2 separate regions of the Homo sapiens genome follow, and region 2 is linked to region 1. Evidence: chromatin loops called from intact Hi-C (ENCODE). Cell type or tissue: heart left ventricle. All regions are shown on one strand. Each heading gives the region's core, and the rest is flanking DNA. Links, peaks and the distances in the headings are about the cores only. Region 1 overlaps GINS3 (GINS complex subunit 3). Region 2 has its middle 46 kb from the start of GINS3.

Evidence for each region. Hi-C counts contacts between places; a loop is a spot of excess contacts. Peaks named below come from ENCODE experiments on the same cell type or tissue, not always from the same donor. Only the 100,000 strongest peaks of a DNase experiment are listed, where the experiment ranks them.
Region 2: it touches region 1 in a loop (2.6-fold over the local background); 15 of 110 quality-filtered maps call a loop at or near these places.

What each region holds. Positions count from the first base shown.
Region 1 is chr16:58,405,005-58,420,837 of GRCh38, reverse strand. GINS3 (GINS complex subunit 3) reads right to left here. Exons shown (of 3, transcript NM_022770.4): 3 at 14,691-15,833. Among named protein-coding and RNA genes, the nearest start is that of LINC02137, 8.4 kb to the left of the region's middle. RefSeq lists an enhancer at 2,861-2,970. In heart left ventricle, for the core only: no CTCF peak of the experiment used is centred there; a DNase peak (open chromatin) is centred at 11,249; H3K27ac peaks cover 4,170 bases.
Region 2 is chr16:58,338,434-58,355,131 of GRCh38, reverse strand. No RefSeq gene overlaps it. Among named protein-coding and RNA genes, the nearest start is that of GINS3, 46 kb to the left of the region's middle. In heart left ventricle, for the core only: a CTCF peak has its summit at 9,389; no DNase peak of the experiment used is centred there; H3K27ac peaks cover 1,390 bases.

The sequences.
Region 1 (15,833 bases), core at 7,834-15,833:
AAGCATTTTACATAGAACCCATTTAGTGCACCTCAAAATCCTACCAGGTGAGTATAATCATGGTTCCCGTTTTACAGATGAGGAAAGTGGGGCACTGAGCTAAGCACCGTACTCCCACGTCACGTGGCTCCAAAATGGCAAAGCTGGGGTTTGAACTTGGGGGCTCCCAGCCCAGAGCCTGGACCCCTAATTACTAAATGATCCTACCTGAAACTACAGATGCACTAAAAACGGACTTTTTTTTGAGACAGCGTCTTGCTCTGTCGCCCAGGCTGGAGTGCAGTGGCGCAATCTCGGCTCACTGCAACCTCTGCCTCCTGGGTTCAAGCCATTCTCATGCCTCAGCCTCCTGAGTAGTTGAGATTACAGGTGTGAGCCACCATGCCCACCTGATTTTTGTATTTTTAGTAGAGATAGGATTATGCCATGTTGGCCAGGCTGGTCTTGAACTCCTGACCTCAGGTGATCCACCCTCCTCCATCTCCCAAAGTGCTGGGATTACAGGCGTGAGCCACCACACCTGGCCAAAAAAACGGACATCTTACTTACTTTTTGAAGATTCAAATTATCTTGAGGGGCAGCCAGTGTCCTGCTCACTCCAGTGCTGGGGAGCAGGACCGCGGGCACCCCTACCCCTACCAAGCTTTTATTGCCTTTAGTGATTTGGGGCATGTGTCTTGACCTGTTTTTCCCTGGACCTAGGATAAACCAGGCTGTTGTTGACAGAGTTCTGGTTTTTGTTGAAGCTCTCAAAATATCGAATCCATAAGCTTGTTTTCCTTATTTAATTCTCACCAGGGTCTCATGGCATGGAGACCCCCCTAGCTAGCACCGATGGCACTGAAACTGTGGCAGTGCCTCTGGTTGCAAAAAATAGGGGATCAACGCCTATTTGGGTTCTATTTTTATTAAAACCCCATTAGCTTGTTTCTATCGGAGCAATTAAAGTGTCGAGGCCTGATGCTCTGCAGGGGCTGTGGAGGAGGCGCTTTCGTGAGAGCAACTGTTCTCAGGCGGAGAACTTTCTTTTCAAAAGGACCCCTGGGGCCTGAAGTCTCAGGCTTATTCTCAGCCCCAGGTGGGTTTTCTTAGTGGATAATTTGGTAACATCCTCTGCAGCTGGGCTTGAGTTAATGAGGTTGAAGATCACCTAATTTTCCCCCTTCCTTTTTTTTTCTTTCTTTGCCTGATTTTGTAACTCACAGTCTAAAGGCTTCCAACCTGTTCCAGCAAATGTTAATTCTGTTCACACCTTGCCAAGTGTGAAATTTCACCCAGCACAGCTGTGCAGACGCATTTCTGTTTCTACCCTGGCACCTTAAAATCAGCTAAACCCACCCAAGCTGGGCTCTGTCCTCATTCCACGCCGGGGTGGGCACAACCTGCTGGCTAGGGTGTGTCCCCATGACACGACTCTGTGCATCTTAACACGTCAGCACACTCTGGAACTTGACAGCTTGCAATTCGGAGGCCATGAATTCAGCACGTGTTAGGCTCCGTGCTCTGTGCTCTGGAGGACTCAGTAGGTCTGGGGTGGGCGCTGGAATCTGTAGTTCTAGCAAATTCACAGGTGGTGCTGATGCAGCTGGCCTGGGGACCACACCTTTGAGAACCACTGTGGTGGGTTTATTTATTTATTTTTTTTGAGACGGAGTCTTGGTCTGTCACCCAGGCTGGAGTGCAGTGGCATGATCTGGGCTCGCTGCAAACTCCACCTCCCGGGTTTAAGTGAGTCTCCTGCCTCAGCCTTCTGAGTAGCTGGGACTACAGGCCACACCACCATGCCTGGCTATTTTTTGTATTTTTAGTGGAGACGGGGTTTGCCATGTTGGCAAGGCTGGTCTCGAATTCCTGACCTCAAGTGATCCATCTTGGCCTCCCAAAGTGCAGGGGGATTACAGGCATGAGTCACTGCAGCCAGTTCCTGTTATGGACTTTTGCTTAAAAGTTACCTTCCCCGGAGGCCCTCCAGTCACACACAGCCTGACTTGGAAGGTGGCCCTGCCAAAGGCTCTCAAGGCAATGTGTATGGCCCGTCCTGGGCTCACACTTGTGATGATCTAATAATGTCCTCCCACTCCCTGACTGTCAGCTCCACCCCTACGGCCAGCTCTATCATATTCATGCCTCAAAAGATCTGCTCTCTGCCTCCTCCCCACTCCCTCATCTCCTGTCACTCTCATCCACACCTCTGCCACCCAGGCCTGCTTTTGTTTCTTAAAGCAGGCCAACCAAGCCACACACTTCTCACCTCCTCTCACTGCTTGGAATGATGACCTCCTCTGGGCTCTTCACCCAGCCAGCTCTGCATCTTTCCTCAGAGAGCCCCTCTTTGGACTCACTAAAGAAGGTCCCTGAAAGCCGGGCAAAGTGGCTCACACCTGTAATCCCAATCTTTGGGAGGCTGAGGTGGGATGATTGCTTGAAGCCAGGAGTTCTAGACCAGCCTGGGCAACATAGTGAGAACTCCGTCTCTATAAAAATTAAGAACAAGAAAAATTAGCCAGATGTGGTGGCACACACTTGTAGTACTAGCTACTTGGGAGGTTGAGGCGTGGAGATCGCTTGAGCCCAGGAGTTCAAAGCTGCAGTGAGCTAGGGTTGTGCCACTGCACTCAAGCCTGAGTGACAGAGCGAGACTCTGTCTTTATTTACACATGCCCTTTAATTCACCTCACAGATCTTATTGTAATCCCGTTTATAGTCCGCCTTGCCCTTTACAGTGTAAACTCCACAGGGCAGTGAGGGATGACCATTCCACTCCTGACTTCAGACCCTCACTGGAGGGGCGAATGAATGAGTGAATAAGTGGGATTAATTTCTGCTGTCAGTGAAATTCCCAGCAGAAGAAGCCAGAAAACAGCCAAGCCTGCCCTGCAGGGGACTGTTTGAACTGTGTAGCCTCTGCTTTCTCGGATTCCCCCTTCCTCCGGACCAACCATGAGCCACCCATCACCTGTTTTGAGCAAGGCAGTTGGGGGTGAGGCAGAGAGAAGGAGGCAAGGGAGTTTTTGCAACAGCCAGAGCTGCAGATTAGACACATGTAATCAATCCGGAGAGCCACACAGTGTTCTGCCAACTGAGATACCCAGATTAAACAGACCAAGGGCCCCTGAGGCAAAATGTCATGCAAAATAACTTTTCAAAAATAGCAGCTTGCAATCTCGAGAATGAGCACGGGTTGTCAATGACATGAGCAGTCTTTTGAAACAGAAGGAGGAGTCCTGTTTTTACTGCAGATAATGGTGATATGACATAGGCATAGGTTGGGCCAATTTTGCCAAAGGAGACACTTAGAAGGGATAGCGAGTCCTATAGAAATGGCGTTGGGAGGACCAGGACTGAAGCGAGAGACGCCTGATAGTGCGGTTGGAAGAGGGGATGGCGAGTCCTATAGAAACGGTGTTGGGAGGACCGGGACTGAAGCGAGAGACGCCTGATAGTGCGGTGGGAAGAGGGGATGGCAAGTCCTATAGAAACGGTGTTGGGAGGACCAGGACTGAAGCGAGAGACACCTGATAGTGCGGTGGGAAGAGGCTGCCCTGGCCTGCTCTGTTGCTCATCGCACAGTGCAGCAGAGCAGAGAAGAGTCGGATCTCAGGATCAGCCTGACCTGGTTTCCAGCCCTGGGCCCAGCACTGGTTGCTGTGTGACCTTCGGCACACACTTAACCTCACTGAGTCTATTTCTTTATCTGTAAAAGGGGGATAACAATAATTCATCTCTTAGGGTTTTTGTGGAAATTAAATGAGATAATACATATAAAATTAGCTGGGCATTGTGGCAGGCACCTGTAATCCCAGCTACTCAGGAGGCTGAGGCAGGAGAATGGCTAGAACCTGGAAGGTGTAGGTTGCAGTGAGCTGAGATGGCGCCACTGCACTCCAGTCTGGGTGACAGAGTGAGACTCTGTCTCCACAAAAAAAAAAAAAAAAAAAAAAAAAAGAACACCTGTAAATCAGTAAAAAGATAAACAATCCAGTAGAACAATGGGTAAAACACGTAAACAGGCATTTCACAAAAGAGGAAGCATAAATGGCCAATGAATATATTTTAAAACCAGGGCCTGTTGTTGGGTGGGGGGAGGGGGGAGGGAAAGCATTAGGAGATATTCCTAATGTAAATGACGAGTTAATGGGTGCAGCACACCAACATGGCACATGTATACATATATAACAAACCTGCACGTTATGCACATGTACCCTAGAACTTAAAATATAATAATAAAAAAAATACAGAAAAAAAAAGAAAAAAAATTTAGCCAGGTGTGGTGTTGCATGCCTGTAATCCCAGTGATTCAGGAGGCTGAGGCAGGAGGATCACTTGAGGCAAGGAGTTCAAGACTAGCCTGGGAAATACAGCAAGATTCTGTCTCTAAATAAGTAAAAGAAGTCAGGTGTGGTGGCATGTACCTATAGTCCCAGCTAGTCGGGAGGCTGAGGTGGGAGGACTGCTTGAGCCTAGGAGTTCAAGGCTGCAATGAGCTATGATCCCACAACTGCACTCCAGCCTGGGTGACACAGGGAGACCTTGTTTCTAAGGAAAAATAAAAAAAGATACTACAAAGAAAATTAAAAGACAAGCTACAGAATGGGAGAATTTTGCAACACAGATAACTGACAAAGGATTAGTATAAAGAACACCTATACTGGCCAGGCGCGGTGGTTCATGCCTGTAACCCCAGCACTTTGGCAGGCCGAGGTGGGTGGATCACCTGAGGTCAGGAGTTTGTGACCAGCCTGGCCAACATAGTGAAATCCTGTCTCTACTAAAAATACAAAAATTAGCTGGGCGTTGTGGCAGGCACCTGTAATCCCAGCTACTCAGGAGGCTGAGGCAGGAGAATCGCTAGAACCCTGAAGGCATAGGTTGCAGTGAGCTGAGATGGCGCCACTGCACTCCAGCCTGGGTGACAGAGCAAGACTCTGTCTCCAAAAAAAAAAAAGATCACCTATAAATCAGTAAAAAGAAGATAAACAATCCAGTAGAACAATGGGCAAAACATGTAAACAGGCATTTCACAAAAGAGGAAGCATAAATGGCCAATGAATATATTTTAAAATGTGCAACTCATTAGTACTCAGAAAAACGCAAATCAGAATAACATTTATATATATAAATTTATATATAAAAATTCTTTTGTGATAGAGTCTCATTCTGTCACCCGGGCTGCAGTGCAGTGGTATGATCAAGGCTCACTGTAGCCCTGAGCTTCTATACTCAAGCAGTCCCTCTGCCTCAGCTTCCCATGTAGCTGGGACCACAGGTGCATCCCACCATGCCTGGCTTTTTTTTTTTTTAAAGTAAAGATGGGGGTCTTGCTATATTTCCCAGACCGGTCTCAAGCAATCCTCCCACTGGCTTCTTAAAGTAGTGAGATTATAGGTGTGAGCCACTGTGCTCGGCCACAGTGAGATATTTTTTAATACCCATTAAATTGGAAAAAAAAAAAAGAATTCTAATAATGGAAACTCTTATACACTGTTGATGGGTGAATAAAGTCATGTGATTTGGCGGAAGCTTGTGAAGTAGAGCACTGGCAGACCCTATAAGCCAGCACTTTCACTTGGGCGTTCATCCCAGAGGAATGCATGCTGTGTAAGAATCCGCACAGTGACAATGTTTGTAATAGAAAAAAAGCTTGGAAATGGACCAAATGTCTGCTGATAAGAGAACACTTATAGAAGTTGTGGCATGTTCCCACAATAGAATAATATACAGCAGTAAAAATGAGCTGCGATGACATGATTGAAAATTAAAATTGAGTGAAAGAAGCAAGATGCAGCTGACTGCATGCAACAGGAACTTAGTTTTACAAAGTTTGAAAACAAACCAGTCCTGGCACGGTGGCTCACGCCCGTAATCCCAGCACTTTGGGAGGCCAAGGCGGGTGGATCACCTGAAGTCAGTTTGAGACCAGCCCGGCCAACATGGTGAAACCCCATCTCTCCTAAAAATACAAAAATGAGCCAGGCGTGGTGACGCACACCTGTAATCTCAGCTACTTGGGAGGCTGAGGCAGGAGAATCGCTTGAACTCAGGAGGCAGAGATTGCATTGGCCGAGATTGCGCCATTGCACTCCAGCCTGGGCAACAAGAGTGAAACTCTGTCTCAAAAACAAACCAAAAAACAAAAAATCAGGCCAGGTGCAGTGGCACATCCCTGTAATCCCAGCACTTCGGGAGGCCGAGGAAGGTAGATCATCTGAGATTAGGAGTTTAAGACCAGTCTGGCCAACATGGTGAAACCCCATCTCTACTAAAAATACAAAAATTAGCTGGGCGTGGTGGTGTGCGCCTGTAATCCCAGCTACTCGGGAGGCTGAGGCAGGAGAATCACTTGAACCCAGGAGGCAGAGTTGCAGTGAGCCAAGATCATGCCACTGTACTCCAGTCTGTGTGACAGAGCAAGACTCCATTTCAAAACAAAACAAAACAAAACAAAACACCACCAAAATAATATATTCACTAGATATAAAAACTAAGGAAGTAATAAATATAAAATCCAGGATAATGATTACTCTGGGGGTAGAGGGTAGCAGAGAAACTATGCAGGAGGCAATGATCATGTTCTCAACTTAAATTAGTGGAAGTTGGTGGGTGTTCATTGTATTACACCACTTCATAACATACAGATATGTTACATATATTCTTGGCATGTATCAAATGTAAAATAATAAAAAGTATATATATGTGTATATATATATGTGTGTGTGTGTATAGATATGTGTGTGTGTATATATGTATGTGTGTATGTGTGTCTGTGTGTATATATATACACATATATTTTAAGACCGAGTCTCACTCTGTCATCCAGGCTGGAGTGCAATGGCGCAGTCTCGGCTCACTGCAACCTCTGCCAGCCAGATTCAAGCAATTCTCATGCCTCAGCCTCCCAAGTAGCTGGGACTACAGGCACAAGCCACCACGCCCAGCTAATTTTTGTGTTTTTAGTAGAGACAGGGTTTCACCATGTTGGCCAGGCTAGTCTCGAACTCCTGACCTCAGGTGATCCATCTGCCTTGGCCTCCCAAAGTGCTGGGATTACATAAGCCACCACGCCTGGCCAAAAAGTATACATATTTTTAACAGCCCTGGAATAGTTCATCCTTCTGGGCCCCTTCGACTCTAGGCTATGATTTCTGAGCCGCTGTGTAGCCGCTCTCAGTTTAGGGAGATTTGATAACATCTCCACAGCCTCCACCATGTGGCTACCCTTGTATCAGTTTATTTGATTTTGCAGCGAATGACTGTCAGGGGCTTGAAGATGTAACCTCTTTCCTGTGAGGTTTGCTCTGAGACGTGAATCCCTGAGGGACCTTGCCACATCATGTGGATGACATGAGGAGGTGGGTATGCATGAGCTGTAATTAAGCAAAGCAATAGTTTCATCTCCATTTAACGCAGCTGAACACTTTGTTCTTTCCACAGATAAGTATACAACAACCTGTGACACATTGTTCTTCTATTTTTTTTTCTATTTGAAGTGGCAGAAGAACCCTTTAAAATCACAAAGGTTCTTTAATTTTTTTTTTTTTTCAATTAGCCAGGCATGGTGGCACATGCCTGTAATCCCAGTGACTCCTGGAGGTTGAGGCAGGAGGATCCCTTGAGGTCAGGGGTTCAAGACCAGTCTGGGTAATATAGCAAGACCCTGTCTCTAAATAAATAAAATAAGCCAGGCGTGGTGGCATGCACCTGTAGTCCCAGCTAGTCGGGAGGCTGAGGTGGGAGGATTGCTTTGTCTATGAAAATTAGAGTCTTTGAAAATGGAGTGAGGTTTTAGTTTTTATTGATTTCTTTTGAAAAAATGCCTTAAACATTGGAGAACTGGATTTTCAATCCTGGCCATACACAAACATGATGTGTTATATGGATCCCCACTCCCTAAAAATCTTTAAAATGATCTAGGAATTCAGGTGGTAGGATCCTCTGAAATGTTGATCAAGGTCTGAGCTGGCTCAAAACCTGGGAAAAGACTTCTTAGACTGCTGAACTATTTAAAAAGAAGCATGCCGGCACGGTGGCTCACACCTGTGGTCCCACCTATTCAGGAGGCTGAGGCAGGAGAATCACTTGAACCTGGGATGTGGAGGTTGCAGTGCACCGAGATCGCGCCACTGCACTCCAGCCTGGGAAACAGAGTGAGACTCCACCTCAAAAAAAAAAAAAAGTAAATAAATAAATAAATAAATAAATAAATAAAAAGCAGCACATTACTGCATGTTTACCTAGCATCTCAGATAAAGAAATCAGAGTGAACATGAAATGCTAAATTAGAAAACAAGTGTCCTTTGAAACAGTTTTTAAAATGTTCTGCTCCTGAACCAAAGAGATAGCTGAGTGCTAAGTCCTCTCGGTCCTATTAAGATAAGGCCACTCTCTGGGAACAACCATTGACATCTCTCTCCTCCATGACTGGTAATGCTGGCTTTTAATACCAGTGTCTGCCTCCAGTCTAACAAGCCTCAAAACAAATCCCAAGCACACTTTCTCTTCTTCTTCTTCCTCTTTCTCTTCTTCTTTCTTCTTTCTTTCTTCTTCTTGTTCTTCTTCCTCCTCCTCTTCTTCTTCTTCTTTTCTTTCTTCTTCTTCTTTTTTTTTTTTTTTTTTTTGAAGACTAACTCTTCCTCACTCTGCGGCCCAGTCTGGAGTGCAGTGGTGTGATCTCTGTTCACTGCAACCTCTGCCTTTCAGGTTCAAACAATTCTCGTAACCCAGACTCCCAAGTAGCTAGAACTACAGGCGCATGCCACCACGCCTGGCTAATATTTGTATTTTTAGTGGACACAGGGTTTCACCATGTTGGCTAGGTTGGTCTCAAACTACTGACATCAAGTGATCCACCCACTTCAGCCTCCCAAAGTGCTGGGATTACAGGTGAGTCACCGCGCCTGCCTACTTTCCCTTCAATGAATGACACTTTCTTGTATGTGCCTCATTTGCTGCACTTGAATCTATACTCCTTAGCTACCTGTTTGCTTTCCTGTGTCCAAAGAAAAGAAAATGCCCTCAAGGAAGAATTTTTGTTGTACAAAAGGAGACATACAAGTCATGTGAGAATCAAATAAACTTTTTTTTTTTTTAAACCTGGAAATAAACTTCTCTCTCAAGGGTGATACAGGAGCAGAAAGCGCTGTAAAGGCTTGAAACTCTGGGTTCTTTCTTCTTTTTTTCTTTCTCCCTTCCTTCCTCCCTTCCTCTCCCTTCCTCCCTTCCTCTCCCTTCCTCCCTTCCTTCCTCCCCCTTCCTTCCTTCCTCTCTTCCTTCCTTTTTCTTCTTTCCCTCCCTCCCTCCTTCCTTTTCTTTCTTTCTTTCTTCTCTTTTTCTTTTTTCTTTCTTTCTCTCTTCCTTCCTTCTTTCTTTTTCTTTCTCTTTTTCTTTCTTCTTTCTTTTTTCTTTCTTCTTTCCTTTTCTTTCTTTTCTTTTTCTTTTTGTTTTTTTGAGACAGGGTCTTACTCCCTTCACTCAGGCTGGAGTTCAGTGGCGCTCTCACTGCTCACTGTAGCCTCAATTTCCCTGGGCTCAAGCAGTCCTCCCATCTTAGCCTCCTGAGTAGCTGGGACCACAGGCATGAGCCACCACGCTCAGCTAATGTTTTATTTTTTGCAGGGGCGAGGTCTTACCATGTTGGCCAGGCTGGTCTCAAACACCCAGGCTCAAGCTAGCCTCCTGCTGCAGCCTCCCAAAGTGCTGGGATTATAGGCAGGAGCCACCTCGCTCGGCCTGATTTTTTCTTTGTCCTGAGCCACGGGTGGGAGATGTTTGCAGGATGAGCTGATTCCATGTGCACCATTATGAATTCTGAAACACTGGCAGTTCCCAGGCACTATTTTCAGAGCTATGCTGACACTTAATCATGTTGGTGTAGAAAGCCATGCTTGTTTTAAACTCATTTAGACACAGAGAAAATTAGCTAGAGAGTGCCAGAAGAGAAAGGAGAAGAAAATCAAGTTATTGCTGTCAAAGAGAAAGAATGCTAAAAGTTCTAAGTAAAATCAGAGGCCTTTTCCCGTCAGTCGCAAGTACTAGGGGAAAAGTAAAAATTTCAATGAAAGGCAAATATTCGACCAGGCACAGTGCCTCATACCTGTAATCCCAGCATTTTGGGAGGCCGAAGCGGGTGGATCACCTGATGTCAGGAGTTCAAGACCAGCCTGGCCAAGATGGCAAAACCCCATCTCTACTAATAATGTTAAAATTAGCCAGGCATGGTGGCAGACAGCTGTAATCCCAGCTACTCAGGAGTCTGAGGCAGGAGAATCGCTTGAACCCGGGAGGCAGAGGTTACAGTGAGCTGAGATTGTGCCATTACACTCCAGCCTAGGCAACAGAGCAAGACTCCATCTCAAACAAATAAATAAATAAAAATAAAAAATTAAATTAAATTAAAAAGAAAGAAAAGCAAATATTCTTTCTCTTCTTGATGAGCTTACCAGTAGTTTCATCCTATGCAAGCTCCAACTGGCCCCAGTGCGCCTGCCTTAATGCAGTGACACCTTTCCAATAAGCTGAGCTACTGAATTAACGTAGCAAAGAGTCTGATGCAGTTTTGCTTTAAAAAATAATTGCCCTCTAAGTGCAATGTGGGACTTTGGATTGGATTCTGAAACAGGAAAAGGACATTTATGGAAAATCTGTTGAAATCTGCATAAAGCCCATGGTTTAGTTAAAAGTGTTGTAGCAATGTTAACTTCTTAGTGGTGATAAATGTACCATGATTATGTAGGACGTTAGGGAAAGTTGGGTGAAGGATATATGGGAACTCTCTGTCTTACCTTTACAACTGCCCTATAAATCTAAAATTATTTCTAAAATAAAAAGTTTGGCTGGGTGCAGTGGCTCATATCTGTAATTCCAGCACTTTGGGAGGCCAAGATGGATGGATCACTTGAGTTCAGGAGTTTGAGACCCACCTGGGCAACATAGCGAGACCCTGTCTCTACAAAAAATAAAAAAAAAAATTAGCCAGTGTGGTGCTGCATGCCTGTAATTCCAGCTACTCCAGAGGCTGAGGTGGGAGAATCGCTTGAGCCTGGGAGTTAGAGGTCAAAGTGAGCTGAGATTGCACCACTGAACTCCAGCCTGGGTGACAGAGCGAGACACTGCCTCGAGAAAAAAAAAAAGTTTAATGAAATCATGCTTACTTTGTTGATTTGACTTGATCTTGAAAAAGCAGATACAGAAAGGAGACCTCTGTTTCTGGGTGTGTCCTCATTTGCAGCTTTCCCTAGACCACAAGGCTGGCAACGGGACAGCGTAGCCCAGGAGGAGAATGCTGCTATACTAAAGTAAGGTTGCTTGGCAAGCAAGTTGTGTCTGGCTGCACTGTGTCTCCTTTGATTAACTAGGCAGAAAAGCAGAAGCCTAGAAAAACAAAATGAGCTCAAACAAAAGCAGGCTGGGCCTGTCACCTATATTAGTCATTTGCTCTCAGGAAAAGAGTGACTCTACATTTTTCCAGACTTGTCCTTGATTCACTGTACATTTTATTTGTTACTATTAAGGATGAGAAATTTTCTCCTCCTCATTCAAAAGGATAATATCAAGAGTTAGCAAAACACACACACACACACACACACACACACACACACACACACACACACAGATTTAGCAACAGAATTCCAGCTTTCAGATACCTTTCCTTAGGTTTAGAACATTTACTTAATTATCTTTCAAACAACTGTTTCTATGTGTACTCAATATTAAAAATTTATCGGCCAGGCACAGTGGCTCATGCCTGTAATCCGAGCACTCTGGGACGACAAGGCAGGTGGACTGATTGAGCTCAGGAGTTTGAGACCAGACTGGACTACATACTGAGACCTCGTCTCTACAAAAAATACAAAAATTAGCCAGGCATGGTGGCACATGCCTGTAATCCCAGTTACTTGGGGGGCTGAGGTGGGAGGATTGTTTAAGCCTGGGAGGTCAAGGCTGCAGTGAGCTGTGATTGGGCCACTGCACTCCAGCTTGGGTGGCAAAGTGAGACCTTGTCTCAAAAATAAAATAAAATGACCTAAAAATCTGCCTTCACTAGATAAGGAATGTTTAAATTATATTTCTTAGACTAGTTCTTACAGTTGGCCTGGTGTGGTGGCTCATGCCTGTAATCCCAGCACTTTGGGAGGCCGAGGCGGGTGGATTACGAGGTCAGGAGATCGAGACCATCCTGGCTAACATGGTGAAACCTTGTCTCTATTAAAAATACAAAAATTAGCTGGACGTGGTGGCACACACCTGTAATCCCAGCTACTCAGGAGGCTGAAGCAGGAGAACTGCTTGAACCCGGAGGCAGAAGTTGCAGTGAGCTGGGATCGCGCCCCTGCACTCCAGCCTTGGTGACAGAGCAAGCTCTGTCTCAAAAAAAAAAAAAAAAAAAAAAAAAAAAAAAAAATTCTTACAGTTAAGCATCTACCTTACATTTTATAGATTTTTCTCCTGAACACAAAAATATCTGTTTGAGAAATATATATATGGCCTCTGCAGTTATTTTCTTTTGCCAAGCTCAGTTTAAAATATTACATTTTCACGTAGACACAATTGTTTCGAGCATAAAGAACAAAAGCTCTCTTGGGGCCGGGCGCGGTGGCTCACGCCTGTAATCCCAGCACTTTGGGAGGCCGAGGCGGGTGGATCACGAGGTCAGGAGATCGGGACCATCCTGGCTAACACGGTGAAACCCCGTCTCCACTAAAAATACAAAAAATTAGCAGGGTGGGGTGGCGGGCGCCTGTAGTCCCAGCTACTCGGGAGGCTGAGGCAGGAGAATGGCGTGAACCTGTGAGGCGGAGCTTGCAGTGAGCCGAGATCGCGCCACTGCACTCCAGCCTGGGCCACAGAGCGACTCCATCTCAAAAAAAAAAAAAAAAAGCTCTCTTGGGGTTTCTTGAAGGATGGGAGGGGGACAGAACAGACAGACACAGAGTGGAACTGACTGCTGTTTGAACTTGAGTCACTCAGTGCTTCTGCATGCCGGTTTCACTAGTTCAGGCACAGTATTCCAGAAACCTCGGGTTCAGAGGTGCTGAGAGGTTAGTGAGAAGCTCTGTAAGATGCTCAGAATTCTTAGGGAGAAGGTGGACTTTTTATTTAAAATAAGAAACAAATTATTTCTGCCATGCAAGCAATAAAGAAATTCAACATCAGATTAGCAGGGTAAAGATGACTTTTTTTTTTTTTTTTTGAGACAGAGTCTTGCTCTGTCACCAAGGCTGGAGTGCAGAGGTGTGATCTCAGCTCACTGCAACCTCTGTCCCCTGGGTTCAAGTGATTTCCTGCCTCAGCCTCCCGAGTAGCTGGGATTACAGGCGCCCACCATCATGCCTGGTTAATTTTTGTATTTCCAGTAGAGACAGGTTTCACTGTTGGCCCTTCTGGTCTCAAACTTCTGACCTCAAGTTATCCACCTGCCTCGACCTCCCGAAGTGCTGGGATTACAGGCATGAGCCACCGCACCGGGCCCAAAGATTAGTTTTTAACAAAGTGTGCTGGGATAACTGACTATCCTTTTTCTCTGAGATGGGAGGGTCTTGAGCAGAGAATCGACAAGATTGGATATACTTCTTAACAAGAGCACTCTGGCTGCTATGGTGAGAAGAGTCTGAAGATGGAGTGGAGGGTGAATGCAGGGAGGCAGTTAGGGGGTGATCCCAAAACTCCAGGAAAGAAACGGTAGGGGCCTGGCCCGAGTGACAGCACCACAGGTGATGGGGAGGTGGCCGGATGCTGCAAATGATTTGACGGCAGACCCAAAAGATATGGAGCGTGAGAGGAGGAAGGTCAGGGGGGGACATAGCGTTTTTGTTCTAAGCAATAGGGAAGGATGGAGTTGTAAAAAATGGAGATGGGAAACATCAGAGGAGGAGCAGGCCGTGGAGACGTAGAAACATCAAGCAGGGGATTGGATACAAGTCTGGAGTTGGAGGGAGCGATCTGAGCTGGAGATAGGAATTTGGGAGCCATCTGCGTGGAGATGGAGAGGCATGGACAGCCCAGAGCCACCCAAATCCAGAGGTCACGAACAGCAGGAGGAATCAACAGTGACAGAGCCTTGCCCCACTGCTCCTGGCAGCCCACACTGTCCCTGGGAAAAACCTATATATACTGAGGTCTTCTGTCTGTAAGGCCACAGTCATGTGGGAACAGAGTGCTTCAGGGGAAAGGGCACAGCTTTACTCCCTGGAGTTTGATAGCAATTTGGTATTTGAGCCCATTTGTTGTGTTTTTTGAAAAATTAACCTCTTGAAGGGACCAAATCAAAATCTAAACGACTAACTGGAGGGCTGCTGGGGAGAGGGGAAGTCCGACAGGCTTGAAGGCAGATCTGTAATTGAAAATGAGTTCAAAAGCTACATGTAATATAATCTGTTCAAAATGTAAAATAGGGGCTAAGTTTTGGACATGAATACCTACATATTCCTGACACATGGCCCCTGAGGAATTTCTTTTTTTTAGGAAGTAGGAAAAAATGGCAGCAGACTTAGAGTTGACTTTAAATATAAAGCTATGTGTGAAAAGAATGATGCCAAAAGTTAAATAATATGCTTTTCTCGCTCTATGAATGGTTTCTCGGGCCCTGGCTATATATAAATGCTGCGGTAGTAATGGAAATCTCATCTTCCTAGGACACAGCACCCTCCTACAGAGAATGTACCTCCTATTTATGTGTACCACACAAGCAAAAGAGCAGCTGCTAAAACATGGATTTGTGTATTACCGTCAAATATGATCAAAGACACAATTCTGATAGCTTTGATTATCTGTAGTACTAGTGAAAGAGCACTTGTACAGAACATATTCATGTACAAAGCCAATCATTTATTTAGCACTAAAATCAAATTATAAAAACAACAATTCCATCTTAAAACAGGCATTTTAAAAGCATTTCTGTGGTTCTAAGTTTGCATCAAGACAGCCTAAGTTTGCATCTGCACAATCTGGATACCCAAATCCCTCTATAATTTCCAAAGACAAAGACAATTTTTGCTAGTTGTGAGGTGTCAGGGGGAAGCAGTGATGCCCTGCAAACAGTCTAATGGGCCCAGGGAACCCTGTTTCTTTCTCAACCTGAGGTTGCATCCTTGATCTCCAGGAAAAGAGATTAGTGCTTGCTTAACCAGGTTCCTAGTAAATGGTCAGGGATCTTCTATGCAATAATGTTGCAAAAGTTACTGAAGAGGAAAAAAAAAGCACAACGGAGGCTTCTTGCCCATTTACACTTGCAATGTTAGATTTTGAAAACAGGGCCCTTCATAGTCAGCACCCAAGTCCTGACTTCCAGATGTAATGCAGGCTGGTTAACAGCCCTTAATAACTACATTGCAATTCCAAACGACTCCCTGACAGCTTTTCTAGACAGGGAGTAGAATTAAGTGTGCGGGTGCTCTTAGGCTCTCCGAGGCAATAACAAGCTCAGTTTAACCATTTCCCTTCTGGGTTGACTGCTGAGTTATGCAGATTCCAGTTCATTAAGCCCTGAGTATAGAGTATGAGGCCAACATCTTTTCTTTAGTAAAAGCCATGCCATTCGTCTGCCTTTCCCTTTTCCTCCTTTATCTGGGCGACTGTTTTTGGAAACTGGGGTAACTCCCTGCAGGCAGGCAGCAGGAGATATCTCCAAGTCAGGCTGGCATGGTGGGGTGCTATCCTCTGTACAACCATGAGGAAGATGAGGCAAATAAGATCAAGAGAGCATTTTGTGAACAGGCGATGACCCAGTTTGTACCTGTGCTTTGTGGCTAGTGAAACTGTACATCTGAAGCTGTCCAAACTCCCAGACACAAGGAATCTCAGTTGCAACTCTACTGTGATATATTATATGGCAGTGATTC
Region 2 (16,698 bases), core at 4,471-12,470, 62 kb after region 1:
CAATAATGAACTAGCTGAAAAAGAAATTGAGAAGCTATCCCCCATCTACAATAGCTACAGAAAAGTAAATAAAATACCTAGGAATAAATTTAACCAAGGAGGTGAAAGACCCCTACAATGACAACTACAAAACACTGATGAAAGAAATTGAAGAGAACACAAACAAATGGAAAGACATCACATGCCCATGAATAAGAAGAATTTATATTATTAAAATAACTATACTACACAAAGCAATCTATAGATTCAATGCAATCCCTATAAAATACCAATAACATTCTTCACAGATATAGAAAGAAAATTGTAAATTTTTCTGGAACCACAAAAGAACTTGACCTTGAATATTCAAAGCAATCCTGAGTAAAAAGAACAAAGCTGGAGGCATCACACTACCTGACTTCAAAATATAGCACAAAGCTATAGTAAACAAAACAGCCTAATATTGGAATAAAAGCAGACACATAGCCCAAAGGAACACAATAGAATACCCAGAAATAAACCCACCTATTTACAGACAACTGATTTTCAACAAAGGTGTCAAGAACATACACTGGGGAAAGCACAGTCTCTTTAATACATGGGGAATGCTGGGAAAACTGGATATCTATATGCACAAGAATGAAACTAGATCCCTGTCTCTCACTAGATATAAAAATCAACTAAGAAGGGATTAAAAACTTAAACATAAGACTCAAAACTATAAAACCACAAGAAGAAAACATACAGAAAATGCATTAGAACATTGGTCTAGAGCCTAGACAAAGGTTTTACGGCAAAGACTTCAAAAGGACAGGCAACAAAATCAAAAATAGACAAATAGGACTATATTAAACTAAAAAGCTTCTGCACAGCAAAGAAAACAATCAACAGAGTGAAGAGACAACCTGTAGAATGGGAGAAAATGTTTGCAAAATATTCATCCAACAAGGAACTAATATCCAGAATATAGAAGGAACTCAAACAATCAACAATAAAAACAAAAACAAAACAAAATAATCCCATTAAAAACTGGACAAAGACATTTCAAATAGACATTTCTCAAAAGAAGACATATGAATGGCCAACATATCTATGCAAAAATGCTCCACATCACTAATAATCAGAGAAATGCAAATCAAAACCACGATGAGATAACAGCTCACCCCAGTTAGAATGGCTATTATCAAGAAGACGAAAAATAGCAAATGCTGGTGAGAATGCAGAGGAAAGGGAACTCTTATACACTGTTCATAGGAATGTAAATTAGTACAGCCATTACAGAAGACACTATGAAAACTTCTTAAGAAACAAAAAATCGAACTACCATAAAATCCAGCAATCCCACTACTGGGCATTTACCCAAAGGAAAGGAAATCAGTATATCAAAGGGATACCTGCACCCTCATGTTTATTGCAGCACTATTGACAATAGCCAAGATATGGAATCAACCTCAGAGTTCATCAGTGGATGAATGGATAGACAAAATGTGATACATACATGCACACACACACACACACACACACACACACACACACACAAGAATACTGTTCAGCCATTTGCAGCAGCATGGATGAAACTGGAGGTTGTTATGCTAAGTGAAATAAGCCAGGCACAGAAAGACAGATATTGCGTGTTCTCACTCATATGTGGGTGCTAAAAAATTCATCTCATGGAGGCAGAGAGTAGAATGATGGTTACTGTTGTGGGAAGTCAGGGACCCTGAACGGAGGGACTGGCTGAAGTATGGCAGAAGAATGTAAATTGTGAAGATTTCATGAACATTTATTAGTTCCCCAAATTAATACTTTTATAATTTCTTATGCCTGTCTTTACTGCAGTCTCTGAACATAAATTGTGAAGATTTCATGGACATTTATCACTTCCCCAATCAATACTCTTGTCATTTCCTCTGCCTGTCTTTACTTTAATCTCTTAATCCTGTCATCTTCATAAGCTGAGGATGTATGTCGCCTCAGGACCCTGTGATGATTGCGTTAACTGCACAAATTGTTTAAACAATATGAAATCTGGGCACCTTGAGAAAAGAACAGGATAACAGCAGTGTTCAGGGAAAAAGGAAGATAACCATTAGGTCTGGCTTCCTGAGAGCCACGCAGAATGGAGCCATATTTCTCTTCTTTCAAAAGCAAATAGGAGAAATATCACTGAATTCTTTTTCTCAGCAAGGAACAGCCCTGAGAAAGACAATGCGTTCCCAGGGGGTAGGTCTCTGAAATGGCCACTCTGGGACTGTCCGTCTTTTACGGTTGAAGATAAGGGATGAAATAAGCCCCGGTCTCCGGTAGCGCTCCCAGGCCTATTAGGACAAGGAAATTTGTAATCCTAGCTACTCAGAAGGCTAAGGCAGGAGAATTGCTTGAACCTGGGGGTGGAGGTTGCAGTGAACTGAGACCCTGCCACCGTACTCCAGCCTGGGCAACAGGTGCAAAACTGCATCTCAAAAATAAACAAAATAAAATGAAATAAAATAAAAAAGATAAGAGGAAACACATGCTGAATGCCTACTGTACAGGTGGGCATTGAACTAGGTCAAGATGGTACCTGTCATAATCTCGGTGCTCCTCTCCTCGAAAACAGCTCTGCCCTAGTCCTGTGCAGAGGGATCAGTCACTTTCCACGCCATGAAACTCCACTCCTGGACCACTGATGCCCCAACCAGGGATGAGAGCTGACGCCAGATCATCCCACCCCTGAAGAATCAGCAGGCTGTGAAAGGCCCCACTGAAACCGTTCCACCCAATCAGGGTTGATGGTGATTAGCTGGGCATATTAGATTCTCTGCAGAGAATTTTAACTCAAAAATACAAGGGGAGACAGGGTTAGTGGCAAAAGCAGAAGATAGAAAGATGCATGGCAGGAGCCCATCAGGCACAGATTGCCATGAATAAACAGAAGCAATGAGGTAGAGAAAGGTGCAGAGTGGAGAAGGAGGTTGGATGGGAAAGTGGTGGGGACTGACCCAAACAAGGGCAGGGGGAGGGAAGAGGGAGGCAAAATATTCTGTTCTCAGAGCCAGGCTTCACTCTTACTACTACATGGGTCTCCATCAGGCCCAGCTGTGGCCGTTTCTGTGCAGTCTGGTAGGCAGGACCTGGCTGGGTGTATCTGATCTTTCTGTTGCAGATGCCTTCATGATAAACCCCTAATAAATCACCTGATAAGCTTCATAAGGCTTCATGATAAGCCTTTATGTTAAGCTTCATAAGGCTTCATGATAAGCCTTCCCATTAAACCCCAATAAATCGTCTTCGGTCCTCCAAAGCCTGCCTAACACAGGGGCTCTACTTTGCCACCTGGGTTAAAATTTTCTCAGGCACTTGGAGGTGCCCAGGCGTGAAATGGCCTGCAAGGTGGTGGAGCTGGGCTGTGAACTCAGTTTCCAAAGCTCATGGTGGTGGGGCTCTGTTCATGGCATCCTAATGTCTAATGCCTTAATTGATAAGGCAATGAATAAAGCTAACTGAGTCAACCACAGCCTCTTCCCAGGTTATGCAATGCAGGCTCTTATTCAATACAGGCTTAGTTTTTATAAATCATATGTTTCCCTTTGCAGAAGACTGCAACTCTTCGGTAATCTTCGGGGCGGTACCAGATGGTATCCCAACCCCTGTGTGTATGTAGCCAGCTCATTTCAACTTGGTGACAGTGATACAGGAGGCAAGGAGGACAGAAAACGACTAGATTATGTTTATGGTGGTTGGTATTGTATGATTAAGTCATTGTTTTGTCTGCCCTGAACCTCTTTCTCCCTCCTCTTTCTTGAAAATTAATGGTTTATTTATAATTGATGCATAATTGTATATATTTATGGGGTATCATTTGATGTTTCTGTGCATGTGTACATTTGCACAATGATCAAATCAGGCTAATTGCCATATCCATCACTTTCAACATTTATCATTTCTTTGTGATGACAACATTCAAAATATTATCTTTTAGCTATCTTGAAATATACACTACATTGTTTTTTGCTGTAGTCACCCTACTGTGTAAGAGAACACCAGAACTTATTCTTCCTGTCTAACTGTGATTTTGTACCCACTGACCAACTTCTTTGGGTACCCCTCCTTCTCTCTACTCTCTCCAGCCTCTGGTAAGCACTATTCTACTCTCTACTTCTATTAAATCAACTATTTAAGATTCCACATATGAGTGAGATCATGCAGTGTCTGTCTTTTTGTGCCTGGCTTATTTCAGTTAACATAATGTCCTCCGGGTTAATTTATATTGCTGCAAATGACAGGATTTCCTTCTGTTTTGTGGCTGAATAGTATTCCATTGTGTATATCTAGCACATTTATTTTATCCATTCATCTCTTGATGTACACCCAGGTTGATTCCATATCACGGTCATTGTGAATAGTTCTGCAATAAACATGGGGGTGCAGATGTCTCTTCATTGCACTGATTTCCTTTCCTTTGGATAAATTCCCAGTAATGGGATTGCTGGATCATACGGTAGTTCTATTTTTAATTTTTTTGAGGAACCTCCATACTTTTTTCCATAACGGCCATACTAATCTACATTCCGACCAATGGTGTATAAGCATTCCCTTTTCTCTGCATCCTCGCCAGCATTTGCTATTTTTTGTCTTTTTTATAACAGCCATTTAACTGGGATGAATTGATATTTCACCATGGTTTTGATTTGCACTTCTCTGATGATTAGTGATGTTGAGCATTTTTTCATATACCTGTTGACCATTTGTATGTCTTTTTGGAGAAATGTCTATTCAGGTCTTTTGTCCATTTTAAAAATCACATTATTTGGGGATTTTTGCTTTGAGTTCCTTATATATTCTGGATATGAACCCCTTGTCAGATGTATAGTTTGCAAGTACTTTCTCCCAATCTGTAGGTTGTCTCTTCATTTTATGGTTTTCTTTGCTGTGCAGAAGCTTTTTAGTTTGAGGTAATCTCATTTGTCTGTTTTGGTTGCCTGTGCTTTTGAGGTTTTATTTTTTTAAAAAGCCTCGCCCAGTTCAATATCATGAAGAAGTTCTTCTAGTAGTTTCTTCTAGCAGTTCCTGGTCTTACATTTAACACTGTAGTCCATTTAGAACTGATTTTTGCATGAAACATGCTTCTCTGTCCACACCAGCAATGTGGTTTGAATGGGAGCTGGCAATTGCAGACTCCAGACTCCTGGCTAGAGTTAAATTGGATCGGGAATGGGTATCTGCTCTTTCTTCTCTCCTACATCCTGGGAAAATAATGATAGCCCCATCCTATTCACCTTTCATTAGTCCAGGCATGGACCAGTCCAAGGCCAGGCCAATCAGAGCACTTCTCTGGGTTTGTCAACTTGGAGCTAATGAGGATGTTCAAACGTGTGGAGAATGTTCACTCCCTCCACTCCCTTCACTCCACTCCTTCCACCAAAAAAAAAAAAAAAAAACAAAAGTGGAAAAATCAATTTGTAACATAAAATTAATACCTTAATCATTCTAGATGTATAACTCAGTAGTGCTAAGTTCTGATTGTTTCAGGTTGCTGTGTAAACAATCTCCAGGACGCTTTTCAGCTTGCAGAATGGAAACTGTGTACCCATTAAACATCTTCCCATTTCCCTTCCCCTCAGTCCCTAGTAACCACCATTCTACTTTTTGTCTGTATGAATTTGACTATTCTGAGTACCTCCTATGAGTGCAATCATACAAAATCCATAGTTTTGTAGTTCTCATTTACACTAAAAGAATGATTTTAAGAAACTCTACTGAACTGAAATTGCTTGCTTACAGTTTATAAATTCTCTGATTATATTATAGTCTGATTATTTAACTGCTGTAGGATGATCAGTCCTATTGTACTTTTTGGAATTTCCCAAATGAGCCATGGTAGACAGCCTCTTCATTAATCTTCATAATGACTGTACCAGATGGTATCCTGAGTCCTATGTGGATGTAACCAGCTCAGTTTCAACGTGATTACAGTTCTGCTTCAGTGGCTGAATCTGTACACTAGCTGTCCTTCAGTGAGGACAGTTTGCCCCCAGGGGACACCTGGTAATGTTTGGAGACATTTTTGGCCATCATAACTGGGGGACGGTGCTGCTGAACATCTTGCTGCACACTCAGCAGTCCTCTTCAGCAAGGAATTACCCAGTGAAAACGTCCAGAGTATCACAGTTGAGAAATCCTGATCTACACAGTAGTGATGTTTCTCTGCTTCACACTGACCACGATTTTCCAATCAAGGAATCATAGGGAACATAATGAAACTGAAAAGCGTCTGCTTGTCCCGAAAAGAGACCTAGGGAGGTTCTAACTGCTTCAGTCTACAAACAACAAAAAGATTTCTGAACGGTCCTTTTCCCTGTTTAGTGATTCCAAGACTTCAGCTTAGGTGAAAGTTTTATAACCTTTTCCTACATCTTACTTTAAATTTGTGGCATTTTGTGATAGAACCACAAATTGTACCAGTATTCTGGTTTTTTTGGAGAGAACTTTTTGGTTAGAATTCCTTCTTTTAGTTATCATGCAAGATTGAAACTCTCCTCTCTCAAGTGGTCTGGAAGATGAATATAATCCACAAATTTATCTCTTTGCAGCAAATATCTCCATATTAGTACCACCATGTAAAAATTAATCCAAAATATATAGTGCCCAGATAATTCTCTCTACTTGGTAGCCAACGTCTTGCAATAGAAATCTTCAAAATTCCAAGTACTAGTATTTCCCTGATTTCCCAGAAGAGGAGGTGAAACTAGGCATGTTAGATGTTATTTAACAGTCTAATTTAGAAGTAATCAAGAGAAGTCACGGAATCTAATAAGCTAGTTAGCAACTAAATGAATCCCTGAGTTTAAGTTAGATACCTAGTGATGTAGTTAACTTCTCTGTATTGTTAAACAAAAATCCTGGGAGGCCACTGTTTTGGGCTGAGCTCCTACACCATGACCCCAACAGACAAGACCAAACCAAAATGGAATCACTCATGCTAAATGCCAATAATTAAACTGAAACATTAAGGAAGCAGGGAGATTCCAAACAGACCAGTTTCCCCTGAAAACATGGGATTCCAGTCTATCTGAGTTAGAACGATAAGAAGGTTTCCTCTGCTTCAATCCTTCCAAAAAAGTAACCAGAAGTGACCTGATGTTAACCAATCAGTCCTTTTTTTCTTGAGACAGGGTCTCCTTCTGGCACCGAGGCTGAAATGCAATGGTGTGATCATGGTTCACTCCACCTCCCAGGCTCAAGTGATCCTCCCACCTCAGCCTCCTGAGTAGCTGGGACCACAGGCACGTGCCATCATGCCCAGCTAATTTTTAAATTTTTTGTTAGAGACAGAGTCTCCTTATGTTGCCCAGGCTGGTCTCGAACTCCTGGGCTCCAGCCCTCCTGCCTCCTTGTTCTCCCAAAGTGCTTGGATTACAGCATGAGCTACCATGCCCAGCCTCAGAGTGTTTTTATGATGTTTTGTTTCCTTGGTCTCCCTGTGACTTAGGGCAAGTACGGCTACCCCCTCTTAGGAGAGGACACTAAAGGCCTGAGTGTCCTGTCTGAGGTCCTCAGTCACTCCAGGACAGAGGCCCAAACAGAAGCCAGATCTTGGGCTGTTGAAGTTGCCCTTTGTTCATCCTGAGGGCACGACTGCTGTGTTTACAGATTATCACATAGGGATTTTTAAAAGTATAATTGGCTAAGTTTCTTCTTCAGATGCGTTAAAGAATCTGCCACCCAGGTGCCTGAAGGTGTGGTACCTGGGCAACTAAAGGTCTATGGGTAATCAATTTATTCCCAGAGTTAGGATTGGAAAAGCTCAAAGAGTATGATGAAAATGTAAGTAGTGTGTGCTAGACTTCTAGACTGTCTGTGAAATCAGCAAAATCTCAGAAAAGCATAGAAAACATAAAAGACTTTAAAGAGGTGCATCCTGTCTGCCCTTGGTTTTCATCCGAGCTGTCATTCAAGGGCAGCCCTCTGTAGAGAAACGACCCTGGACTCAGTAAGCAGCAAGGTTTAGGGAAGCACACAGCCCCTGAATGATCAACCTGGCGGTCGCTTGCCTTGTATTCTTTTAGGAGTTAAAAATCTTTCTGAAAGGTGCTGGGTGAATTGTGCCTTTGTGATTTGTTTGGTGGTGCTCTGAAAATTCCTTGTCTCCGTTCCTAATTTTAGAGCCAGCAGCTGTCACTGCTTTGTTCTAACAAGTCAGTAATTTTCCATTCTCCTTGCTTCCTTGGATTTCCTTTCTATATCTAATCACTCACTCTGCAGGGGCTTCTAACTTGGTCTTCTCACTTAAAAATTTTTATTATTAATTTTTAAATTTATAATTGGACCTTGTCATTTCTTTTAAAACCCCAAAGAAGGATGTGCATGTCACATATTCTGTCATTTGGTGTTTTGTTATTTCTGTAAGTTAGTAATTGCTTTTATTTTTGTATTTTTAGTAGAGACGGGGTTTTGCCAAGTTGGCCAGGCTGATCTTGAACTCCTGACCTCAAGTGATCCTCCCACCTCAACTTTCCAGTGTTGGGTTTACAGGCTTGCCCACCGCGACAGGCCTAGTAATTGCTTTTAAAAAGTTAAAGTATTACCTTTTTATTTTACCTGTATACATTGTACTTATACAAACCTTCTTACAGTGTGTGATAGACATAAAGTTTTATCATAAAATGTTATGGCATTCGGTGTTTTGTTTGTTCGTTTGTTTGTTTGAGACGGAGTCTCGCTCTGTCGCCCAGGCTGGAGTGCAGTGGCGCGATCTCGGCTCACTGCAAGCTCCGCCTCCTGGGTTCACGCCATTCTCCTGCCTCAGCCTCCCGAGCAGCTGGGACTACAGGTGCCAGCCACTGCGCCTGGCTAATTTTTTTTGTATTTTTAGTAGAGACGGGGTTCACTGGGTTAGCCAGGATGGTTTCCATCTCCTGACCTCGTGATCCGCCCGTCTCGGCCTCCCAAAGTGCTAGGATTACAGGCCTGAGCCACCATGTCCAGCCGGCATTCAGTGTTTCTTATCTTCATTGCGCCCAGCCGGCATTCAGTGTTTTTTATCTTCATTGCAGCAGGGTTGCTTTTGTTTGTTTCTTATTTGGCCATTTATTTATTTTTAGGATTCTATGGGTACCAACAGAATTCCTTGAAGGTGTTTTGCAGGTGGTATCATAACTTTATTTTTCTATTTTAATTTTGCAGTAGTCTGGGATTTGCTTCAAATTAATCCAGATGGAGGGGAAGGGGATGTAGGTTAATGAAACAAGACTGGCCATGGTAACTGTTAACGTGGATCGTGGGAGCATGGTGGTTCATTATACTACTCTGTCTACCTTTGGGTATGCTGGAAGTTTTCCATTATAAAAAGCTTTGAAGATCTTTACATCAAGATTATTTCTAATAATCTTCCTTTAATTAAGATAAACTCATTGTACAAATATTGCCATCTATAGGTGGAAAATATATTTGTTTTGATTTGGACAGGCTGCAACATCAAAAAAAGGAAAAAAATTATTGTAATCTTGATCTCTAACCTGACTCCGAAATATTATTAATGTTACTACTCTTTTCTCAAAACTCGCCATTAATATGAATCACTAGGTATAACGCACATAAATTTCTTTATGAATCTCTGTTCTATATATAGTAAAATTCATGTTTGAAAAAGGTCAAATTACATTTTAGTGTAAAGGCTCAGGACTTTTTAAAAAAATGACTTGTGATTTTTGAAGGTTTGAAAACTCCAAATCAGAATATAATTTAAAAATGTAGTTTTGACCCTTTACATATTTTTGATGACTTGAGAATGTATCTGTATTTTAAGTCTCATATTCGTGTGAACTTGACATTTTCACACAGGTCCACAGAACGGAAAGTTGCTGCTTTCAAATTTGGGGAAAATATAAGAGAAACTTCTTTAAATCATATACAGTAGACAAAGATACCTTATGAATACCAGAAACAGGTGACAAAAATAAATACCCTAGGGGTTAAGCAGAATGTTCTGGATATCGAACTTGAAGCTTATAAGCATTCTTTGTTTGTTTGTTTGTTTTTTGGTTTTTTTTTTTAGATGGAGTCTCACTCTGTCACCCAGGCTGGAGTGCAGTGGCGTGATCCCGGCTCACTGCAACCTCCACCTCCCGGTTCAAGGGATTCTCGTGCCCGGGTTCAAGCGATTCTCGTGCCTCAGTCTCCTAAGTAGCTGGGACTACAGGTGCACGCCACCACACCTGGCTAACTTTTGTATTTTGAGTAGAGACGGGGTTTCACCACGTTGGCCAGGCTGGTATTGAAATCCTGACCTCAAGTGATCAGCCCACCTTGGCTTCCCAAAGTGCTGGGATTACAGGCGTGAGCCACCGCGCCTGCCCGGCCTAAAGCATGTGATCATTCTGATACCAAGATAAGCACAGAGTTGCCATCAGAGCATATTTCAGGCCTCCCTTCCTGTCCTGTGGTTACAGTTGCATGTTCACTCAATCCTCCATTGTATTTTGAAGAGTAAATTGTACTCTACATAGTTGTTGTGTCTTTCAGATACAATTTATAATACAGTTGGGCCTATTAAAATTCCAAGAGTAACAACCTTTTCCAAGATGACCTTGCCCAACATTTTTGTGTTATTAATTGTGTCTGTAGGACCTCATCTGCCCCCTTCTGCTCTGACAAGATATTCTGAGAAGGACAGAGTTGCACTCAGTAACGAAAACATGTTACACGGATCCTGTAAGCCAAATCTATTGACCAGGAGAGTTGGGACACACACTTTCACATTTTCTGGAACAACTTGTACTTTCTGGAAAAACCTATATAACTGGCTGGCCCAGGCTCTCTTATTAGAATTTCTAATATTTTAGGGTGACAGCTCATTTTAAGGGACCGCATCACACTGTCAGACTGTCAGGGTCTTCTTGGGTGTGATACCAACAGCACAGGCAACAAAGAAGAAACAGGTAAATTGGGCTAAAATAAAAATTTAAAACTTTTGTGCATCAAAGGATGCTATCAACTGAGTGAAAAGGAAATTAATGAAATGGGAGAAAATGTCTGCAAATCATATATCTTAAAAGATGCTAATATCCAGAACATTTTTTAAAAACCACTGTAACTCAACCACAAAAAAACCAAGTAACCAGATTTAAAAATGGACAAAGGACTTGAATCAATATTTCTCTAAAGAAGACATAGACACATACCCGTTTAGCACATGAAAAGATGCTTGGTGTCATTAACCATTAGGGGAATGCAAATCAAAACCACAATGAGATACCACCTCATACCCATTAGGAGGTCTATTATAGAAAGAAAAGTAAACAGACAAACAAGCAAAAACCCAACACAGAATATAAGTGTTGATGAGGATGTGGAGAAATTGGAAGCTTTGTGGGCTGCTGGTGGGAGTGTGAAATGATGCAGCTGCTGTGGAAAACAAGATGGCAGTTCCTCAAAAAATTAAACATAGATTTACCATATGACCCAGCAATTCCACTTCCGGGTATATACCCAAAAGAGCTGAAACAGATTGGGACTGGAACAGACATTTGTAAACCAATGTTCATAGCTGTAGTAATCACAAATAGCCGAAAGGTAGACACGACCCTAGTTGAATGAATGGATAAACCGAATGTGGTTTATAAGCACAATGGAACATTATTCAGCCTTAAAATAGAAGGAAATTCTGACACATACTACAACGTGGATAAACCTTCAGGATGTTATGGTAAGTGAAATAAGCCAATCACAAAAAGGCAAATAGTGTATGATTCCACTAATATAAGGTACCTAGAGTAGTCAAATTCACAGAGACAAAAAGTAGGATGGTGGCTGCCAGGAGGGCTGGGGAGAGTGGGAATGAGGAGTTAGTGTTTAATAAATGCAGAATTTCAGTTTTGCAAGATTAAAAAGTTCTGGAGATGGATGGTGGTGATGACTGCCCAATTCTGTGAATGTGCTTAATGCTACTGAACTATACACTTAAGATGGTTAAAATGGTAAATTTCATGTCATGTAAATTTTACAACTAAAAATGAAATAAATTTAAAAATGTAAAATAACCTTGAACAAAATTTGCAAATAAAAAAAATTGTCTGGTTGTTGAAAAAGGACTGATTTTTGAGAGAGACAACTTCTAAAATAAATGTTACTTAATTTATTTTAGAAGTTAATACTTATCGTGTTAATTCTTATCAATTTTGAGACAATGCTTTTTAACAGCATCCTCAGAATTTCTCTATTTGCCTAGCAGTGTACCAGATACTGCTGTGGATGGTGTAGGTACATGAAAGATTAGCTTAGCCTTCCGGGAGAGACAATCTTGGTGGGAAAATAAGATATGTATATAAAAAAGTGAGTAACCAGAAAAGACTGCATGACACTAGGCTTCATATGAGTGTTAGAGAGAATAAGTTTAAGAGAGAAGAGAAGGCTGGGGCCGATGGCTTACGCCTATAATCCCAGCACTTTAGGAGGCCGAAGCAGGTGGATCACTTGAGGCCAGGAGTTCGAGACCAGCCTGGCCATCATGGGGAAACCCTGTCTCTACCAAAAACACAAAAATTAGCCAGTTGTGAGGGCGGGTGCCTGTAATCCCATCTACTCTGGAGGCTGAGGCATGAGAATCGCTTGAATCCGGGAGGTGGAGGTTGCAGTGAGCCAAGATCACAACACTGCACTCCAGTCTGGGCATCAGAGTGAGAGTGTCTCAAAAAAAAAAAAAAAAAGAAAGAAAGAAAAGAAAGAAAAAGAAAAAAAGTTCCATGGGGACAGGGCAGGGGGAATGAAGGGGGGGTGCTGTCTGGGGTGAAAAGGACCTAAAATTGAGAATTATGACAAATTTTGACATTGCTGTGAATTTATATCATGTAGTGCAGAAAGTAACAAATACCATAAGAAAGCCAAGAAGTAATAAAGAGAGCTAAACACTGGCACCTGAGTGGCCACGAAAATCAATGGGACAGACTAGAGGGCTCACAAAAACCCAAAAGATGATTTGTTTTTTGATAACATGGCATTTCAAATCAGTAGGGAAAAGGTAGATTATTTAATAAGTGGGTTGGAAAATTTTTATGTTGAATTCCAGTGTACTCTTCACACCCAAATATGTTCCAAATGGAGCAAAAATTTCAATACCGTAAAACCATTAAAAGTACTTGAAAAAATGTTAGAAAAAAAGAGTGTTTTTAAAATCTTGAAGTCAGGAATATTTTTCCAAGCTAGATTGAAAATCGAGGAGCCTTAAAGAAAAAGACTGATAAATTTTACTATAGAAAGGTTAAAACATATGCACGGGAAAAACTTATATCACAGATTTATGGTATAAACTATGTATTTATATATATTTAGAGACAGGGTCTCACTCTGTCACCCAGGCTGGTAGCCATACTCACTGCAGTGAGTTTGAGCTCATTGCAGCCTCAAACCCCTGGGCTCAAGCAATCCTCCCACCCCAGCCTCCTGAGTATCTTTGACTACAGGTGCATGCTAATGCACTCGGCTAATTTTTAAAATTTTTTCATTTTTATTTTAGAGACAGGGTCTCAAACTTCTGAGATTATAGGGATGAGCCCCTTTACTTGGCGTTAATTAAATATTTTTTTTAGGCTGGGCACAGTGGCTCACGCCTGTAATCCCAGAACTTTCGGGGGCCAGGGTAGGCAGATCGCCTGAGTCCAGAAGTCTCAGAATAGCCTGGGCAACATGGCAAAACCCCATCTCTATGAAAAATAAGAAAAGTTAGCTGGGTATGGTGGTGCAAGCCTGTAGCCCCAGCTATTCAGGAGGCTGAGGTGGGAGGATCGCTTGAGTCCAGGAGGTGGAGGTTGCAGTGAGCCGTGATTGCACCACTGCACCCCAGCCTGGGTGACAGGGTGAGACCCTGTCTCAAAAATTAAATAAATAAATAAATTTTTTTAAATGGCATGATCTATTTTAAAGAATTTATTTAATACATAACCAGTTCCTGTTAATTAATAAGGTCAACAAATCAATAGAAAAATGGACAAAGTGCAAGAATAAGCAGCCCCAGAAAAAGAAGCAAAAATGGCTTATGATGTCTGACTGAAAAAAAAAAGGCTGATAAACTCTTACTGAAAGAAAAAAATAGCATTAATTTTTTTACGTATCAGAACGGCAAAGATAGAGACGTCAATGATACATGCATGAGGGGGAAAGACACTCATATATCGACTGAAGAAACGAGTGGATTTGGGCTGTGGGCTGGGAAAGGTAGTTTTAATACAATTTTTTTTTTTTTTTTGAGATGAGTCTGTCTGTCGCCCAGGCTGGAATGCAGTGGCGCGATCTCGGCTCACTGCAAGCTCCGCCTCCCGGGTTCACACCATTCTCCTGCCTCAGCCTCCTGAGTAGCTGGGACTACAGGCGCCCACCACCACGCCCGGCTAATTTTTTGCATTTTTAGTAGAGATGGGGTTTCACCGTGTTAGCCAGGATGGTCTTGATCTCCTGACCTCGTGATCCACCTGCCTCGGCCTCCCAAAGTGCTGGGATTACAGGCGTGAGCCACCGTGCCCAGCCTTTAATACCATTTTTAATATGAGAGAGAGGAAGAAAGATTTTGAATGAGAGAAGTTCCAGCACTGTGTGGAAGGAAGACAGTCACCTTACTTGGGTTAATTGAGGGAGATCTCGTAGGGATGTTGTGGGGGAAACATTTAACTGGGGCTGGAAAAATGGGGAGGTTTTGAGAAGAAGAGAGGAAGAGCCTTCTGAGTTTGAAACAATGTCTAACTTAAATTCTACATTTTCTTTTTCTTTTCATTCTTTTTTTTTTTTTTTTTTCTGAGACAGAGTCTTGCTCTGTCACCCAGGCTGGAGTGCAGCGGTACGATCTTGGCTTACTGCAACCTCTGTCCCCTAGGTTCAAGCGATTCTCCTGCCTCAACCTCTTGAGTAGCTGAGATTACAGGCACATGCCACCACACTCAGCTAATTTTTGTATTTTTAGTAGAGACAAGGTTTCACCATGTTGGCCAGGCCAGTCTTGAACTCCTGACCGCAGGTGATCCGCCTGCCTCGGCCTCCTAAAGTGCTGGGATTACAGGCGTGAGCCACTGCGCCTGGCCTAAATTCTACATTTTCAAAAACTGAATCAAGCTGGGAGGTTGAAAAGCTCTTTTATTAAACAGAGTAGGGCCATGAAAACAACAGAATATTCTAAAATCTCAAAATTCTTTTGGCTTTCAGATCACAGGAAGTAAGTTCTGTGAGCAGCCAAAAAAAGAACTCTCTGGGGACTTGGTCATAAGAAGTTCCAAGGCAATTTCCGATGTGCATGGTCCCTCCAATCTTGATCCCTTGGGATGCAATGGGAAAAACTCCTAACTAAATACCAGATCAGCTGCCTCTAGCCACAGCTGTGCTACCAAAGGTGGCACAGGCAACTCACCAACCCCCGCTTCTGCAAACTGAGGGAACTGGACCATCCGAGCTCTGTCCTTTCCAATACCAAAATTATCCATTGTGGCCTTGACCACCTGTTGTCAGGGCTAGAGCAGAAACAGTGACTGTGGTTTTCCCGGTGGCAACAATGTGGAGTGCAATCCAGATTTGAGGAAAGGGAAGGAAAGGAGAGAAGGAGCCCTCTGCAGGCTATTATTCTTTTTTATTTTTTGAGACAGTCTCCAGGCTGGAGTGCAGTGATGCAATCTCTGCTCACTGCAACCTCCGCCTCCCAGGTTCAAGCTATTCTTGTGCCTCAGCCTCCCAAGTAGCTGGGATTACAGGTGTATGCCACCAGGCCTAGCTAATTTTTGTATTTTTAGTGGAGAGGGGGTTTCGCCATGTTGGCCAGGCTGGTCTTGAACTGTTGACCTCAAGTGATCCTCCCACTTCGGCCTCCCAAAGTGCTAGGATTACAGGCATGAGACACCATGCCCAGCCCACAGACTATTATTCTTTCCTTTTTCTTTTTCTTTTTCTTGAGATGGCGTTTCACTCTTGTGGCCCTGGCTGGAGTGCAATTGCACGATCTTGGCTCACTGCAACCTCCGCTGCCTCCCAGGTTCAAGCGATTCTCCTGCCTCAGCCTCCCAAGTAGCTGGGATTACAGGTACCTGCCACCACATCTGGCTAAGTTTTTTAATTTTTTAATTTTTTATTTTTTTATTTTTAGTAGAGACAGGATTTCATCATGTTGGCCAGGCTGGTCTCAAACTCCTGATCTCAGGTGATATGCCCACCTCGGCCTCCGAAAGTGCTGGGATTACAGGTATGAGCCACCGTGCCGGCCCACAGGGTAATCTTCTAAATGAAGTAACTCAGAAATGGAAAACTAAACATTGTATGTTCTCATTCAAAACTGGGAGCTAAGCTGTGAGGACGCAAAGGCATAAGAATGATACAATGGACTTTGGGTACTCTGGGTAGTTGGGGAAGGGTGGGAAGGAGGTGAGGGATAAAAGACTACAAACTGGGTTCAGTGTATACTGCTGGGGTGGTGGGTGTGCCAAAATCTCACAAATCACTACTAAAGAACTTACTCATGTAACCAAATACCACCTGTTCCCCAAAAACATATGAAAATAATTTTTTTCTTTCCACCGTGGGGAGTGGCCCCACCCTGCCCATTAGGGAAGGACAGAATTCTCCCCCAGGAGAAAAGTCTGTATGAGACAAGCAGATGTCCATTGTCTGGTCACATGGAAATCCTTCTCCATCCAGGCATTTCCTCTGGCTCAAAACTGTTCTGTAACTTCGTGGATGTTGTGCAATTACATTGCCAGGTGTGCTCCTGAA